Regions from separate parts of the Homo sapiens genome. Here region 1 is linked to region 2. Evidence: chromatin loops called from intact Hi-C (ENCODE). Cell type or tissue: heart right ventricle. All regions are shown on one strand.

Region 1 (8,000 bases), 49 kb before region 2:
TGCCACTGCACTCCAGCCTGGACAACAGAGTGAGACCCTGTCTAACAACAACAACAAAAGGCATTCAGTTGTAAAAATTAAATAAGTTGACAAATATCAAAGGCTTAGAACCTGGTGACATGTCTTCAGCACACAGTAAACACTCAATGACTATTTATATTCTTTACTGAGCACCTACTAAGAACCAAATGTTGTGCCAGCCCCTTGAATACAAAACAGGCATAGTCTCTGCCCTTTTTCCCACTCAGCACTTTAAGCATGGGGCTGAGCTCACAGCCTCATACAGAGCAAACCCCTTTTCATGTCAGTCTTGCATATAAGTGAGTCTTCTCTCCGAAAAACTGCTGCTGGGATAAAAGACTTCCTGGAACCTGGGGTCCAACACCAAGGCCACTAAGACCAAAAGACAACCCCAGTCTCTGACCTTATTTAGAATTCCTGTTCATAGGCGGCAAGAAAAAGAAAGATGTAACAATATGACCCCCAAGAAGGATATTCCCATTCTCTAGCAAAATCTCATTTTGGAATTGCATGTTGGGTGCCTGCCTCTTACTACCATGCCTCTTCTCAGCTGGTGTCATCTCCTCTGGGGAAGTTTTTCATCATCTTTGCTCAATTAGGAATTAATCTCCCTCATCTGACTTTTCTAGTATGATTTTTCATTCATGTCTTAATCACCACCTGACACTTTATTTATTTATTTATTTATTTATTTTCTGCCTCCAACCTCTGAAATGCAAGCTCCGTAAGGGTAAAAGGATATGGAGTGAGCTTAATGTTCCACAACTGGGACCTAGGTCAGTGCCTGATACATAGTAGACAACAGTCTACTGACACATAGATCAATAAATATCTATTGCATAAATGATAATAGTGTTAGTAGCAGCCAACACTTTGATACAATTTCCTATGCACCAGGAACCATTCCAAGGGCCTTATGTATATTAACTCATATAATCCCTGCAACAACTCCCTGAGCTAGGTACTGTTGTCATTCCCATATTGGGAAGAAAGAAGCTTGGCAGGGAGAGTTTTGGTCACTTGTTCAGTTATATAGCCAGTGAGTTACAGAGTAAGGATTTGTCAACTGAAGAAACACGAGGTTCATGCATCTAGAAAGGAGAGCTTTATTTCTTATAAGGGGTTGCAGCCTGTAAGCTGACCATCTCGCAGGCTGGGGAGTGTAGCATCCAGCAGAAACCAGAGGCAGGCACTTCAAAGGAGGCAAGGTGAGACAGGAATTTATGCTAACAGAATGGCTAAGTATACATACTCAAGTTATAGGAGGAGCTATGAATATTCACAAAAGAAGGGCACGCAAATGCACAGTAAATTAATATGAATGTCATATACATGCCATGTTCATTTTGGGGTGAAAACATAACATTTAAGTATACTATAATTTGGCCCCATGTGTCAAAAGGTGAATTAGAGGACATGAAGGCACTCAGTGTGCAGCCCCCGTAAACTGACCAGAACCACTTCATGCAAACAGAAGCTAGTTCTGGGTGTGCAAATCTTATCAGGAAGGAATGTTGCTTGGTTGGCCGTGTCAAACCTGTATAAAGCGAGGGGCAGAGTCAGGTGGTTGGTTGGAAACAGTGATGGAACAAGTCTTTTGAGATGGCCTGTTTCTGTTTAACCCTTAGGAAAGAAAGCCAAATGATGGTTAGCAAGGGAGAGGATATAATGTGGTAAGTCTGAGCTCCTGTCTGGTTATGGCTAGGAACTCAGTTTTCAAGGTTTCTCTGGGATCCCCCTGGCCAAGAAGGGGTTCCATTTAATTAGTTGGGGTGGTTTAGGATTTTATTTTTATTTCTAGGATTCAAACCAACCAGTCTGGCCCCAAAGTTTATGCGCTTAACCACAACACTAGAATGAATTAGTTAATTAACAAACAAAAAATGTCACGTCTGTCACATTCTGTAATGCCTGGGGCCATATTGGGGGATGTGCCTGTGTGCTCCACGGGTGTCCTCTTGAATGTTATAACCTCTACATGAAGCAAAATCCTATGTCCTGCACACAGTAGGCACTCAGAAAGTGTTTGTTGAATTGGATGACACCTGAGTTTGTGCTTCTGGACATTCTAAATACTTTTTTATGCAAATCTCCAGCTTTCCTTCCCATGGAGACTCACAGCACCTATGCAGCAAAGTGCATTGTTGGTGGTCCCTATCCAGAGCTTCTGACAATAAGTACATCAAAGCTAGGGTGCCACAGTGACACTGCCATCAGCTTCTGGGCCACAGGAATGCTCAACAGATGTGGATAATGAGTATGGAGGAGCAATGATGCCAAAAATAATTGTTCCTTGGGCCTTCTAGATCTTCTCACTTCCCCTGAGGAGAGATTGTGCATTCTGCCTACCCAGGAGGACAGGCAAGATTGCAAACACATAAGATGTTTGTGGCAACAACTAACAGCTGTCTGGCCAGACTTAACTGCAAGTGAGCAAATCCCGCCTTCTTCACTAGCTCAGAAGCTGCTGTAAAATTACAGAGGAGCCCCAGGAGAAGCTGCACCATACCAGGGGGTGGAGCAGCTCCAAAAAAAAAAAAAAAAAAAAAGGAAACAGAGAAAAAAATATCTGGCTACATATCTACCTGGGACAATCTGTTTTCTTAACAGTACACAGGACCATGTACCAGGACCAGGCAAGCAAAGCGTAGGCATATGCTACCCCTAGGCTAATCCACAGACCTCGGGGAAGAGCAAGCCGCAGTGCTAGGCTGCCAAGCTCTAAAAATACCCAGCTCATTCCCACCATGACACTCATGGTAAGCTCTTAGTGGGCAGGAATCCTGCCAAACAAATGCCTACCTAGCTGGATGATCCAGAATGAGCCCAGAGGCTGGGGACTATGCAAACACAGGATCCAGATAGGGACATGGTTTTCTCTTGAGCATGAATGAAGTTTTAAGAAAACTGGTGTGTGTGGATTACCATGAATTGGGGAGGAGGAACAAGGAGTGGAGGAGAAGCTCCTGCTATAACAATGGAAGTCGATGAATGCAGTGGCTAAAGCTGTAGGCTCGAGAGTCTGACCAAGTCCATGCAAATCTTGAACCTCTCACTTAATAAATACACAGCACTGGGGAGAAAGTTAACCTCTCTGAGCCTCAGTTTCCACATCTGTAAGAAAGGGACAATGATAATAATCACTACTATATCTACCGCATTGGTTTTTATAAGGAATGTAATAGATTATGTTATTGTTCAAATATCTGCTGTCCCTCCTCTCTACAGGACTCCTCCCTACTGGACAATTGGAATCCTCGCCAATGTTGGGCTGGGAGCCAGCGGAATGTAAGTGGGAGTGACAGTGCCACTTCCAGGAGAATCTTTAAGATCCATCTCTTCATCTACATCCTTCTCTTTTCCCTCTTCCATGAGATTAGCAATGACCTAGAAAGGAGCCCTCCGTCAGTCTGACTCTTGCATCTAAGACATGAAGCAGAGCTGCAACTAACCTCATATAACTGGAACAAGAAATCAACTTTCATAAACAACTCCAAAATCTCAGTAGCTTATTACTGTAGCATGAACCTGCTTAAACTGACTGATACAACAGTTAAATTATATCATCTATATAAGAGACTTAATGCATATCTGGCATTTTCTTTTTTATTTATTTTTGGGCAGGGTTGGGGAACAGGGTCTTACTCTGTGACCCAGGCTGGAGTGCAGTAGCATGATCTCAGCTCATTGCAGCCTCCATCGGGGCTCAAGTGATCCTCCCACCTCAGCTTTCCAAGTAGCTGGGACTATAGGCATGCACCACCATGCCCAGCTAATTTTTTTTTTTTTTTTTTTTTGAGACAGGGTTTCACCACGTTGCCCAGGCTGGTCTCGAACTCTGGGCTCAAGCAATCTGCCCACCTCGGCCTCCCAAAGTGCTAGGATTACAGGTGTGAGCCACCACGCCTGGCCTTAGCAAATTCTAAGCACTCAGAAAAGTTACTTTATTATTGCTATTATCAGTATCATCATCATGGGTTCTCACCCTTTTGGAGACATCCCATACCTTGTTGAAAGCTTTTGTTGTTGTTTACTCATGAAACCTTTGGACCCTCTCCCTTGAGAAACGCACATTTGGACACAATTTTGAAGATAAGTGCAGGTAGTTTGCACATCCCAGGCTCAGAGCCTCTGTTAGAGTCTCCCAGATTGAAAAATTCATCCTAAAGTCGATTTCCTAAGCTTCGGCCTGGAAATACTGCCAACATAGACTCTGTGTCATGTCAACTGTCACTGAGCACAAACAGGTAAAAATGCCACAGTGCCACTTTCCATCCTGGACAAACAGCCCAGGACATACAGGGAGGCAGGGATTGGCACACATGGAAGGAGAGTGCTGGCCCCTGGCTGCGTCCTCACCTCTGTGCTCAGGGCTGTGAGTGAGGATGGCAGACACAACAATCTATACCCACCCTAGACCTGCGGCATCTCTTAATCTGTGCTCCACAAGATCAGCGTCTGATCCTGGGGCCGCGGGCTGTCTGGGGAACATGCAGTTCTTTAGTGTCTGGATATCATTAGCTAATTTGTGTGTCCAATTTCAAAGAAATGTTTCCTCCCTAGAGGAGTTTCTACTCAAAGGACTGGCTATTTTTGGCTCCCACCCACTCGGCTGTGTTGTGCGAAGCCAGCATTTCCTAGACTATCCCAACCCCCACCTTTTCCTCTCTCCAGAGTCAGCAGCACTGGAGTCCAAAACAGTCTCCTGGGCATCCCCATAGCCTTGTATTCCCATCCATCTCGCAAGAAAAGATAAGTCAGCACTCTTGTAGAGGACATGCTTCCAACTAGGATCAAGGGAAGAGCTTCATTCACCCTTTCTTTCTCTTATTCATCCATTCATTTGTTTAACAAATAATTATTGACACCCTTCTCTATGCCCCATTACATATTGTCTGTATGACGTTGAGCAAGTTACATAATGTCTCTCCTCATGCCTCAGTTTTTTTATCTAAAAAATGGGATGACAATAAGAACAACCCAAGAGGCCACTGTAGTTATTAAGTATATTAATATATCCATAGCATTTAAATAATGCCTGGCACAAAGTAAGTGCTCGGTAAAATGTTAGTTGTACTTTGTCAACTACTGTAGTAATCAATAGGGACAAAACGGTGAGTGAAAACTAATACAGTTCCTGCCCCTACGAAGCTGATGATCCCCGAGGAGAAATATACATTAATCACATACCCTGGAGGTTAAAGATATATTCAGTACTCCTTGATTTTGGTGATGGTATCACAGATGTATGCATATGTCTAGATTCATTGAAACGTTTACAGTAAATATGTGCAATTTTTTGTATGTCAACTATACCTCAAAGCTTTATAAAATAAGCACAACAATGAATGTTAAATATGTAACCACCATAAGTGTTACCAACGAGAAGCATATGGTGGGTTCCAGGAGGGCAGTTGATACAGGTTATGGTTTAGGAACGATTTTTCTAAGGAGTAATGATGAGGTTGAGGTCTGGAGAATGTCTAAGAATTATGAGAGAGTTTGGGGTATGTGTGCTTCTTTCCGGGAGGGTTGAGGGGCTCTGTTTCAGACAGAAGAGGCAACATGTAGGAAGGTCCTCTCAATATCTAACACTGTTAGACATATAAAACCCTTGATAATAATAATCAAATAATCAGATAATAATAACAGAGGTCTAAACGGGAAACTATAAGATTTCAACAGCAAGCTGTCTTGATAAGGTTCCATCATCTCTCAAAAATTTATAACTAACAACAAGACAATTACTTCCCAAATCCCCTTGAAATTAATTCCATCCTCCTCCAGGAGCTATGATGGGTGGGAAATAAAACCGATGAGGGGGAGGCTCAAGTAGTAGTGATCATATCAGAGCATATCAAAACCTTGGTGAATTTTTACTCTTTAGTTTGACATGGAAATTTTCCCTAATCCCAAGACATAGATGATACCATGTGATAAAAAAAAATCTTAAGATACATTTATCCATTTATTTTACAGCTTTTTTAGTATTTAGGACCTACCAGGCATTATATGAGGTGCTAAAGACACAACGGTGACCAAGACACAGTCTACTGGTCTCTGTCCCCTATACTCTATTTTACCATATCTATCTCCAACCCTGTCAGACCCAAGAGGGAGGGGTTTCCAGTAGCCAAAAAAAAAATAGACCCAGGCAAAATAATTTTGAAATAGAAAAACAATGGTGAAGGACTTACATTACCCTCATTTCAAACATATTACAAAGCTACAGAAATCAAGAGAGTGTGGTATTAAGGGAAAGAGACAAATCACTGGAACAAAACTGAACGTTTAGAAATAAGCTCTGACACTGTCAATTGATTTTTGACAAACATGACAGGATAATTTGATAGGAAAAAGATAGTCTTTTCAACACATGATGCTGGGAAAATTTGATATCAATATGTGAAAAAGTGAACTTAAATCCTTATCTCCAAACCACACAAAAATTAACTCAAAATAGATCTTAGACCTAAATATAACAACTAAAACTATAAGGCTCCTTGAAAAAAAAATTAGAGAAAACCATCATGTCCTTGGGTTAAGCGGAAAGCTCTTAGACACAAAACCATTCATTATTCTTTTACTAGACATAAATGAAAAAATAGGCAAATTCATCTCCATTAAAATTTAAAACTTTTGCACTCCAAAGACACCATTAAGAATAAAAAGACAAGCCAGACTAGGAGAAAACATTTGCAAATCATACATATGATAAAGAACTGTATCAAAAATATATAAAGAACTCCTACAACTCAATAATAAAACAAACAGCTCAAAAATAAGATGAGCTAAAAAACTCTATACTCAATAGTTATTTCATCAAAGATGAAATACACATGGCCAATAAGAAATGAAAAGGAGTTAAACATCATTAGTCATTATGGAAATGAACATTAAAACCACAATGAGATTCCACTTCCATATACACACTAGAATGACTATAATGGAAAATATGGACAACACCAAGTGTTGGCAAGGATTCACAGAAACTGAAACCCTTGTACATTGCTGATGGCAATGTGATATGGTGCAACTACCTGTGAAAACAGTTTGGCAATTTTTTAAAAACTTAAAACGTAAAGTTACTATATGGCCCAGCAATTCCACTTATAGGTATCAACCCAAGAGAAATTAAGATATACATCCACACAGACTGGCATATAGATATTCACAGGAGTATTATCCCTAACAGACAAGAAGTAGAAATAACCCAAATACCCATGAGCTGGTAAATAAACAAAATGTTGGCTGGGCGCAGTGGATCACATCTATAACTTTGGAGGCTGAGGTAGGTGATCACTTGAGCCAGGAGTTTGAGATCAACCTGGGCAACATGGAAACCCCATCTCTACCAAATACGTATGTATGTGTGTGTATACACACACACACACACACACACACACACACACACAAACACACAAAATTAGCTGGGTGTGGTAGTGTATACCTGTAGTCCCAGCTACTCGTGAGGCTGAGGTGGGAGGATTGCTTGAGCCTCGGAGGCAGAGGCTGCAGTGAGCCACAGCCTGGGGAATAGGCCCCATCTCAAAAAAATAAAAAATAAACAAAATGTTATATATCCAGATAATGGAATGTTATTTGGAAATAGAAATGTAGAAAACACTGATACATGTGACAACATGAATTAACCTCAAAGACATTATGCTAAGTGAAAGAAGCCAGACTCAAGAGACTATATATTGTATGATTCCATTTACATTAAATTTCCAGAAAAGGAAAATCTATAGAGACAGAAAGTGGATCAGTGCTTGCTTGGGGCTGGGGTTAGGAGCAATGATTGACAGGCCTGAGATAATTTTTTTAGGGCTGGTGAAAATGTTCTAAAATTTATTTGGGGTGATGGTTGCAAAATCTGTAACTTTACTTTAAAAATCATTGGATTATGTATTTACAATGAGTGCATTTTATGATAAGTAAATTATATATCAATAAAGGTATTAAAATAATTAATCCTC
Region 2 (8,000 bases):
CATAGGCATTGGAATCATTCGGGCATGGGGTTAAATCCCAGAGCCACCACTAACTAGATCTGTCATTTTAAGCAAGCTATCTGAACTTTCATTGCCTCGGTTTCCACAACCACAAAATGGGAATTTAGTACGTATGTCCTAAAGGACTGCAGAAAGAAGCAAAATAATACGTCTAAGCAGTGTAGCAGAAGACCTGGCACTTAACAGATTATAAGTTTCCCATTGCTGCTGTAACAAATTGCCATAAAGTTAGTGGCTTAGAGTGATGTAAAATGTATTAAAGTCCTGGAGGTCAGAAACCTAAAATGGACCAGCAGGCCTTCCTAGTGCTTCCTTCTAAGGCTTTAGAGGAGAATCCATTTCTTACCTTTTCCAGTTTGTAGAGTCTGCCCACATTCCTTAGCTCATGGCCACATCACTCTAACTCTGTTTCCATGGTCACATCTCCTTCTCTGACTCTTCCATGCCCGCCTCTTATAAGTACAGTCACAATTATATTGGGCCCACCAGATAATTTTGGATGAGGCTCTCATCTCAAGATGGATCCATAACTTAATCACATCTTCAAAATCCCTTTTGCCATAAATCATAACATTTATACAGGAGTCAGAGTTTAGAAGGTGAACATCTTTGAGAGGTCGTAGTTCTGCCTGCCAGGCCACCATCTTGCTCCGAAAGATTCACTCCATCTCCCCAAAACTAACTCACGATAGTGTCAAAGTCCAAAATTTTCATCAAAATCTCATCAGACCAGGCACAGTGACTCATGCCTGTAATCCCAGCATTTTGGGAGGCCAAGGCGGGTGGATCACCTGAGGTCAGGAGTTCGAGACCAGCCTGGCCAACATGATGAAACCAGTCTCTACTAAAAATACAAAAATTAGCCAGGCACGGTGCTGTGCACCCATAATCCCAGCTACTCTGAAGGCTGAGGCACGAGAAGCGCTTGAACCCGGGAGGTGGAGGTTGCAGTGAGCCAATATCATGCCACTGCACTCCAGCCTGGGTTGACAGAGTGAGATTCAGTCTCAAAAAAAATAATAATTATAAATAAATAAATAAATCTCATGAGCTCAGATGTCTAAAATCTTATCTCAATCACCTAAGTCAAGTACTTATAAGAATCTGAGCATGATCCCTCCTGGGTCAAAGTTTCTCTCCAACTGTGGACCTGTAAAACTAGAAAACGGATTATCTGCTCCCCAGATGCAATTGTGGAACAGGCATGGGATATCAGTTACAGGGGTTTTTGATTAAAAAAGGAATCAATGAAAAGAAAAAACAAGTTACCACATCCAAACAATTTTGGAATTCAGTTAGGCAGTCCGGATGCAGTGGCTAATCCCTGTAATCCTAACACTATGGGAGGCCAAGGTGGTTGGAATGCTTGAGCCCAGACATTGGAGACCAACCTGGACAACGTGGTGAAACCCCACCTCTGAAAAAGAAAAAAAAAATACAAAAACAGATTAGCTGGGTATGGTGGTGCATGCCTGTAGTCCAACCTACTCAGGAGGCTGAGGTGGGAGAATCACTTGAGACCAGGAAGTCGAAGGTGCAGTGAGTGATCACATCACCACACTCCAGTCTGGCCTTCAGGGTGAGACACTGTTTCCAGAAAAAAAAAAAAAAAAAAAAAATGGAGAGGAGAGATTCAGTTAGGCAAACATTAGGCTTCAAAGCCTAGAAATAATCCTCTCCCATCTCTGTCCTTTGAGCTTGAGGCTCTACCCTCTGAGTAACCAGTCCTTTCTCATGAAGGGTAATATGTGTTTCCAGCCTAAGAGTTTTAACCGTCATTTCCTGCCTGTAGAATTTGGGGAGTATATCATAGGTGATAATTGAACAATGAGAACACTTGGACAGAAGGCGGGGAATATCACACACCGGGGCCTGTCAGGGGGTAGGGGGCTGGGGGAGGGATAGCATTAGGAGAAATACTTAATGTAAATGATGAGTTGATGGGTGCAGCAAACCAACAGGGGACATGTATACCTATGTAACAAACCTGCACATTGTGCACATGTACCCTAGAACTTCGAGTATAATAATAATAAAAAAAAAATTTAGGGAGTGTAATGGCCTTCCTTCATTTTATCTTCTCTGTTCCCTTCTGTCCAAATTGCCAATGTTTATGCTGGTAGGAAATTTCAAAAACCTTATGGGTCTCCTGAGTATGTCATGGGGATTCACTCCATCAGACAAAAAATGGTTCTTCACAGTTCTTTCCTAGATAATCCTAATATCTATTCTTTGCTTCTGATTTGATGGCCAAGGGGTACATGAGTCTCATACCTAATCTCTTCAAAGAGCACTCTGTGTGGCTGAATACTGGGACTTTTTATCTTTCCAACGAACTAGCAAAAAAAAACTGTTCAGCCATACCCTTTCCTAACATGCTTTCCTGATAGTAAATCTCCTAATTTTAGCATCTTTTGCAATCCAGATAGGCTGAGAATTTCCCAAGTCATCAAATCTTGCTTTCTTTTTGCTTAACAGTTCTTGCTTCAATCTCTTTCCTCTCACATTTTACTAAAAGGAGCAAGAAGAAACCAGGCTGCCCCTTCAACACTTTACCAAGTTCATTGCTTGCAAGTTCAGATTTCCACACAACTGTAGCATATAATTCAGATAAATGCTCTGCCACTATATAACAAGGATGTCCTTTCCTCCAGTTTTCAATAACATTTCCTTCGTAGGTAGCCCTCCCTGGTAATGCTTTTAACGTCCATATTTCCACCAAAAGTCTGTTCATGATGATTTAGGTAGTCTCTAAAATGATGTATGCCTTCTCTAACATGTTTCTTACTTCTGAGTCCCCAGAAACAGAACTGTTAGCATTCGTATTTCCACTCACAGTCTGTTGAAGGATGTCTAGTCTTTTTCTCTGATGTGTCTCCAAATTATTCTAGCCTCTGCCCAACACACAATTCCAAGGCCACTGCCACTTTTTAAGGTATTTGTTACAACAGAGCCCTATTCTTGGCACCAAAATCTGTATTATTGAGGGTTCAATTAAAGGAACAGATGAGCGGGAGACATATATTAAGAAATACATGACAAGGAATTGGCTTACATGATTGTGGGGAATGGGTAGGTAAGTCCAATATCCACAGGGCAGGCTGGAACTTCTGGGCATGAGCTAAACCTTCTCTCCTCAGGTGGAATTTACTCTTCAGAGAAGCCTCAGCTCTACTCTTAAGGCATCTGACTGATTGAATCAGGCCCACCCAGATTATCTAAGATAACCTCCCTTAAAGTCAACTGATTATAAGCTTTAATCACACCTACAAAACACCTTCACAACCCACCTACATTAGAGTTTGACTGAGTACAGACTGTAGCCCCATCCAAGTTGACACAGAACTGACAGTTGTTGCATTCATCATACTCCGTCCCTAACACTCAAGACAGCTTCTCACGCATTCCTCTATCTCCTCCCCTGGGGCCAAGGTCCAGATAAGCACATGTAAGTTAAGTGAGCAAGTCTAAAAGCAGATGTGCTTATCCTTTCAATCACTCTACTTTTCATCACTCTCCCTTTTACACTCTGCTCCACCATCCAACCCCACTGGTTCTGAAGGTTTCCTATTGAACCACCCTCCCAGAAAGCCCATCATCTTCTGCTTTGGAAAGCCAATATTGTAAATATTGGAAGCATAACTTCCAGCACACACAAACACACACACACGCAATATCATCCCACCTCTTCAACAGATGAAGGCGAAAACAACTAAAATCCAAGAGTAAATCTCCAGCTAAAAACAAGCTCAAATAGCAACAAAAACTTCAAGGAGGAGATTCATTTGCAACTAGGTGCTAATGAAACCAGGTCCTCCTTCCAAGAAAATCAAACTGTGTAACTCAGAATAGCCAATTTAGGATGCAAGAGGCATTTGGCTAATTATACTCAATTGTAGACCTGTTATCCATGGTGTTAAACAAGGACTAAAGGTTAAAGATACTGATTAATAATTAATAAACTATCTCATTAAAAAAAGAAATCATTGCAATATTTTGCTCTGCATATTCTAGGTGACCTTTTCCTCCCCCATTTTTCTTCATATTTTGGATGAATTTATCTGTCAGTGGAAATGTCTTGAAAGAATAAGTTCACTCCACCTTCACAAGGATGGTAATGATGATGATGTTTATAGCAGCTACCATTTATGGGGGAACTGACCTTGGGCCTCACGACTGTGCTAAGCACTTAACATACAATGTTTCGTTTTATCATTATTATGACCTGAGGCCCTGAAAAAGAATTTGAGCTCCCAGTGGTTTGAGAAATGATCCCAGGAAACACTGGTAAGAGGAAAGAGAAGTGAGACAGGGAAGTAAAAGGAAACAATAAATGGTAAATTTTAAATTAAGTGACTGCTTAAGGCAACTGGGCCTTAAGATCACTAGAGACATCTGGGATATAGCATGAAATATCTACTCTACATCACAGTTATCCTGCCTACAAGACAACGGACTGGAGTGCTTATCCACAAATCCCTACCGTTGGCTGCTTCCAGCACCTTCACTCCCCCTGCAGGTGGGCTAAACCTGCTTCCAAAGCCAGAAAAGACAGAGTCGGAGGGGTTCACAGTGAGCAAGCTTCAGTATATGGAGGCAAGGACTGGGGGCATATGGGAAAGCCCCAACAGCACATGCTACATAACCCTAATAAGTAGGTGGTACCACCCTCATTTAAAAGGAGAACAAAAATGAGGCTCAGAGAAGATAAAGTAACTTGCTTAAATGAGGAGGCTGGATTGAAAGCAGGCCTGACTCTAAAGTCACATTCTTGCCCCCTACACATGCTGACAGGTGTTCCTATTTTCTCCATCTTAGTTTGAGCCATATCACCCACACCTGGAGGTCTGCAATGACCTAATGCTTTCACCTGCCTCCAGTCCTTCCTGCACACTATGGACAATTTCATTTCCCTTCCTTAGCTACTTACAAAACGGAGGACGAAGTTCAAACTCCATATTCAGGCACTCGATTATTCCCGTCAGCTGGCTGTATGGCCACTGTATGCCTTCCTGCCCCAGCCCTGGCCTACATTTCCTTAATTCAACTCACGTGCCATTTTTCTTCTTTTCAATAAAAATTCACTGTGCACCTATTCTGTGTGAGACACTATAGTTTCCTCCTCTGTAAAATGGGGGTAATTGTAGGGTTAAGAGCATTAAATGAGAGAGTGTGACATGCTTAGCACAAAGTAAGGGCTGAAGCAATGCAAGCCCGCATTATGAGCTCACCCAAGAGTCATGACTTTATCCTCAGAGCCTGGGATGCACCACATAGTACTTGTCATAAACTCCTAGATACTGAACATGATCTCTCTGCCTCTGAGGGGCCAGCTCCTTGAGATAATGGGCTGTACAGTCTGGGATGACAGAAAGAACCTTGGGCTTATAGCCAGAAGCCAGATTCCAAATTTGGATTTTACCAATCCCTGGCCATGAGACTCTGACCATATGAATCCACTCCTAGACCCTAGTTCTGTCATCACCAAGGTGGGCATGGCACTTTCCTCTTGGCATTAGTAGAAATTAAAGGCTCTGTAGATAATGCTTCATGAAAAGTGGGCTGTTTCCATCAAGCCTAAATCATATAAGTGTGTGAGATGGTTAACACTGAAGACTCAGAAGTCAGAGAGGGCTGAGTTTGAAACCACATTCGATCACTATTCAACTGTGAGACTGTATTGGTTCATTTTCACAATGTAAAGAACTATCTGAGACTGGGTAATTTATAAGGAACAGAGGTTTAATTGACTCACCGCTTGGCATGGCTGGGGAAGGAGACCTCAGGAAACTTACAATCATGGTGGAAGACGAAGAGGAAGCGAGGAACATCTCACACAGCGGAAGGATGGGGATGGGTAGAAAAGAAGCAATTGACACACACTTTTAAACCATCAGATCTCGTGAGAACTCGCTTACTATCACGAGAACAGCAAGGGGAAAATCCGCCCCCGTTATCCAATCACCTCCCACCAGGCCCCTCCCTGACACGTGGGGATTACAATTTGAGATGAGATTTGGGTGGGGACGCAGAGCCAAACCATATCAGAGACACTGTGCACTCTGTTTCCTTCTATGAGCCTCAGTTTTCCCATCTGTCAAGCAGGGGTAAGAATAGTGCCAGCATCCCAGACTTACTGTGAGGATTAAATGAGATATTTAAAGTACCTGGCATAGTTTCTTGCACATAATAAAATTTCAATACATGCCAACTATTATCATTATCATTATTACTATGCCATCATTATCAGAATGTTTTGAATATAGAATTGCTTGAGGATAGTTTATTGAATGATGAGTGAATTAAGTGCTGAGAGAACATCATCCACTAAGGTCTGAGTACCTAGATTTCAGAATTCTTGGTATGGGAGTTCTCCAGTGGGGAAACAAAAAGCCTTGCAATTAAGAAAACTGAAAAAGAACAGAACAGGCTTGGCCCAGTTGCCGAAGACCAGTCGTGTGTGAAATGCCTCAGAACACCGGATGGAGACAGCACGGATCAAGCCAAGTAAAAATTGAGAGCATGAAACAGACAGCCCTGGAGGCCTGGAATCTGCTGAGGCCATTTCTTCCTGAGACCTAGGGGTGGAAGCTTGGGGGTCAAGTCTGCTTTGAGAGGCAAGATCTCAGGCTGTGTGCAGAACACTTTTGCACCTCGTGTCTCAGTGATGGGAGGTCAGGGTGAGCTTCCCCACCAAACCCCAACAGGTGTTTATTATACCCTGTGGGGAGGCAGGGAGAGGAGAGGGAAATGTCTCTTCTGAAGAGGCCTAGGGCAAGAGGGGCAGCTGAAAGCCTCATTACAATGAAAACAGAAAATAGATCAAATTAAAAGCCAATTAAAAACAAAAGCCAATCTGCTTCCATTGTTAAAATCCAGATTCCAGTTGTCTGTCTGTAGGGTTTGGCCTGTGCAATTTAAACAAGACATCCCAGGGGATACAGATGTGGCTGCTCACACTTAGAGTAGTAAGGCCTTGGATGTTACTTAGTCCAGTGTTTCCAGACTTTCTTTACGATAAGAATCACCTGGGGATACCTTGTTAAAAAGGCAAGTATGCAACCTTACCCAAACATACTGAATCAAAGTGGGGTGGGGGGAATACCCAAGAGGTTGTAAGTTTAAAGAGCTCACAGGTTATTTTTAATATCAGAGAGGTTTAGGAAACACTGATTTGGTCTGTATCAGGTGCAGCAAATTCAAATATGTGCAGAACCCAGAGAGATGAGATAAATAATTTTTTTTTTTGAAGGGAGTCTCACTCTATCCCCCAGGCTGGAGCACAGTGGCGCAATCTTGGCTCCCTGCAACCTCCGCCTCCCAGGTTAAAGTGATCCTCATGCCTCAGTCTCCAGAGTAGCTGGGATTACAGGCACCTGAGATCCAGTAAATGAGAAATAGGAATCTATAGCCCTGCTGAACATTTCATAAGGCCTGGCATAATTCAAATTCTGCCCTGTAATCAGGCTGTCCCAGGCAACACAGGCAAGATTAAAGAAATATTTAAGTTTATTTGCTTTGGGCTGGAATATATATAACTCAGTGTAGTTCCACTGGTTACCTTATGTTCTGTTGATCTGCATTTCTAAGTGGCAATTGATTGTATGCTGTTAATTCATTTTTTTAAATAAAATCGATTAGTACTTAATTAATGTATTTTGTTTTGCCGGCAAAACACACAGTATACCATGACGATAAAAAGCCGCAGGATAAGAAGAGTCCCTGGTGAAGAAAAGGTGAGGAACTTCAGAAGAATTCAGGCCCAAATCTCTTTCAAAGATTTGGAAACTGGGTTCCCAAAAAGAGAGTTGACACATCCAGGGTCGGAGTGATAGTGACACAGTCAAGACTAGAATCCAAGTCTTCCCTGACTCTCAATCTAGTAAATTTTTCTATTATAATTCAAATAGGTAGCCTATGGGAGAATGAGATCTTTGGTTTTCTCTAGTCCAGAAAACACTCTTTCTTCTGGCACTTTT

What was found. A loop is a pair of places that touch in the nucleus more often than their neighbours do. Peaks named below come from ENCODE experiments on the same cell type or tissue, not always from the same donor. Only the 100,000 strongest peaks of a DNase experiment are listed, where the experiment ranks them.
Region 1: a loop joins it to region 2, with 5 times the contacts of the local background. A loop is called at or near these places in 8 of 110 quality-filtered maps.

What each region holds. Positions count from the first base shown.
Region 1 is chr16:10,084,057-10,092,056 of GRCh38, forward strand. All of the region lies in intron 2 of GRIN2A (glutamate ionotropic receptor NMDA type subunit 2A), which reads right to left. Among named protein-coding and RNA genes, the nearest start is that of GRIN2A, 94 kb to the right of the region's middle. In heart right ventricle, no CTCF peak of the experiment used is centred here; no DNase peak of the experiment used is centred here; H3K27ac peaks cover 790 bases.
Region 2 is chr16:10,132,578-10,140,577 of GRCh38, forward strand. All of the region lies in intron 2 of GRIN2A (glutamate ionotropic receptor NMDA type subunit 2A), which reads right to left. Among named protein-coding and RNA genes, the nearest start is that of GRIN2A, 46 kb to the right of the region's middle. In heart right ventricle, no CTCF peak of the experiment used is centred here; no DNase peak of the experiment used is centred here.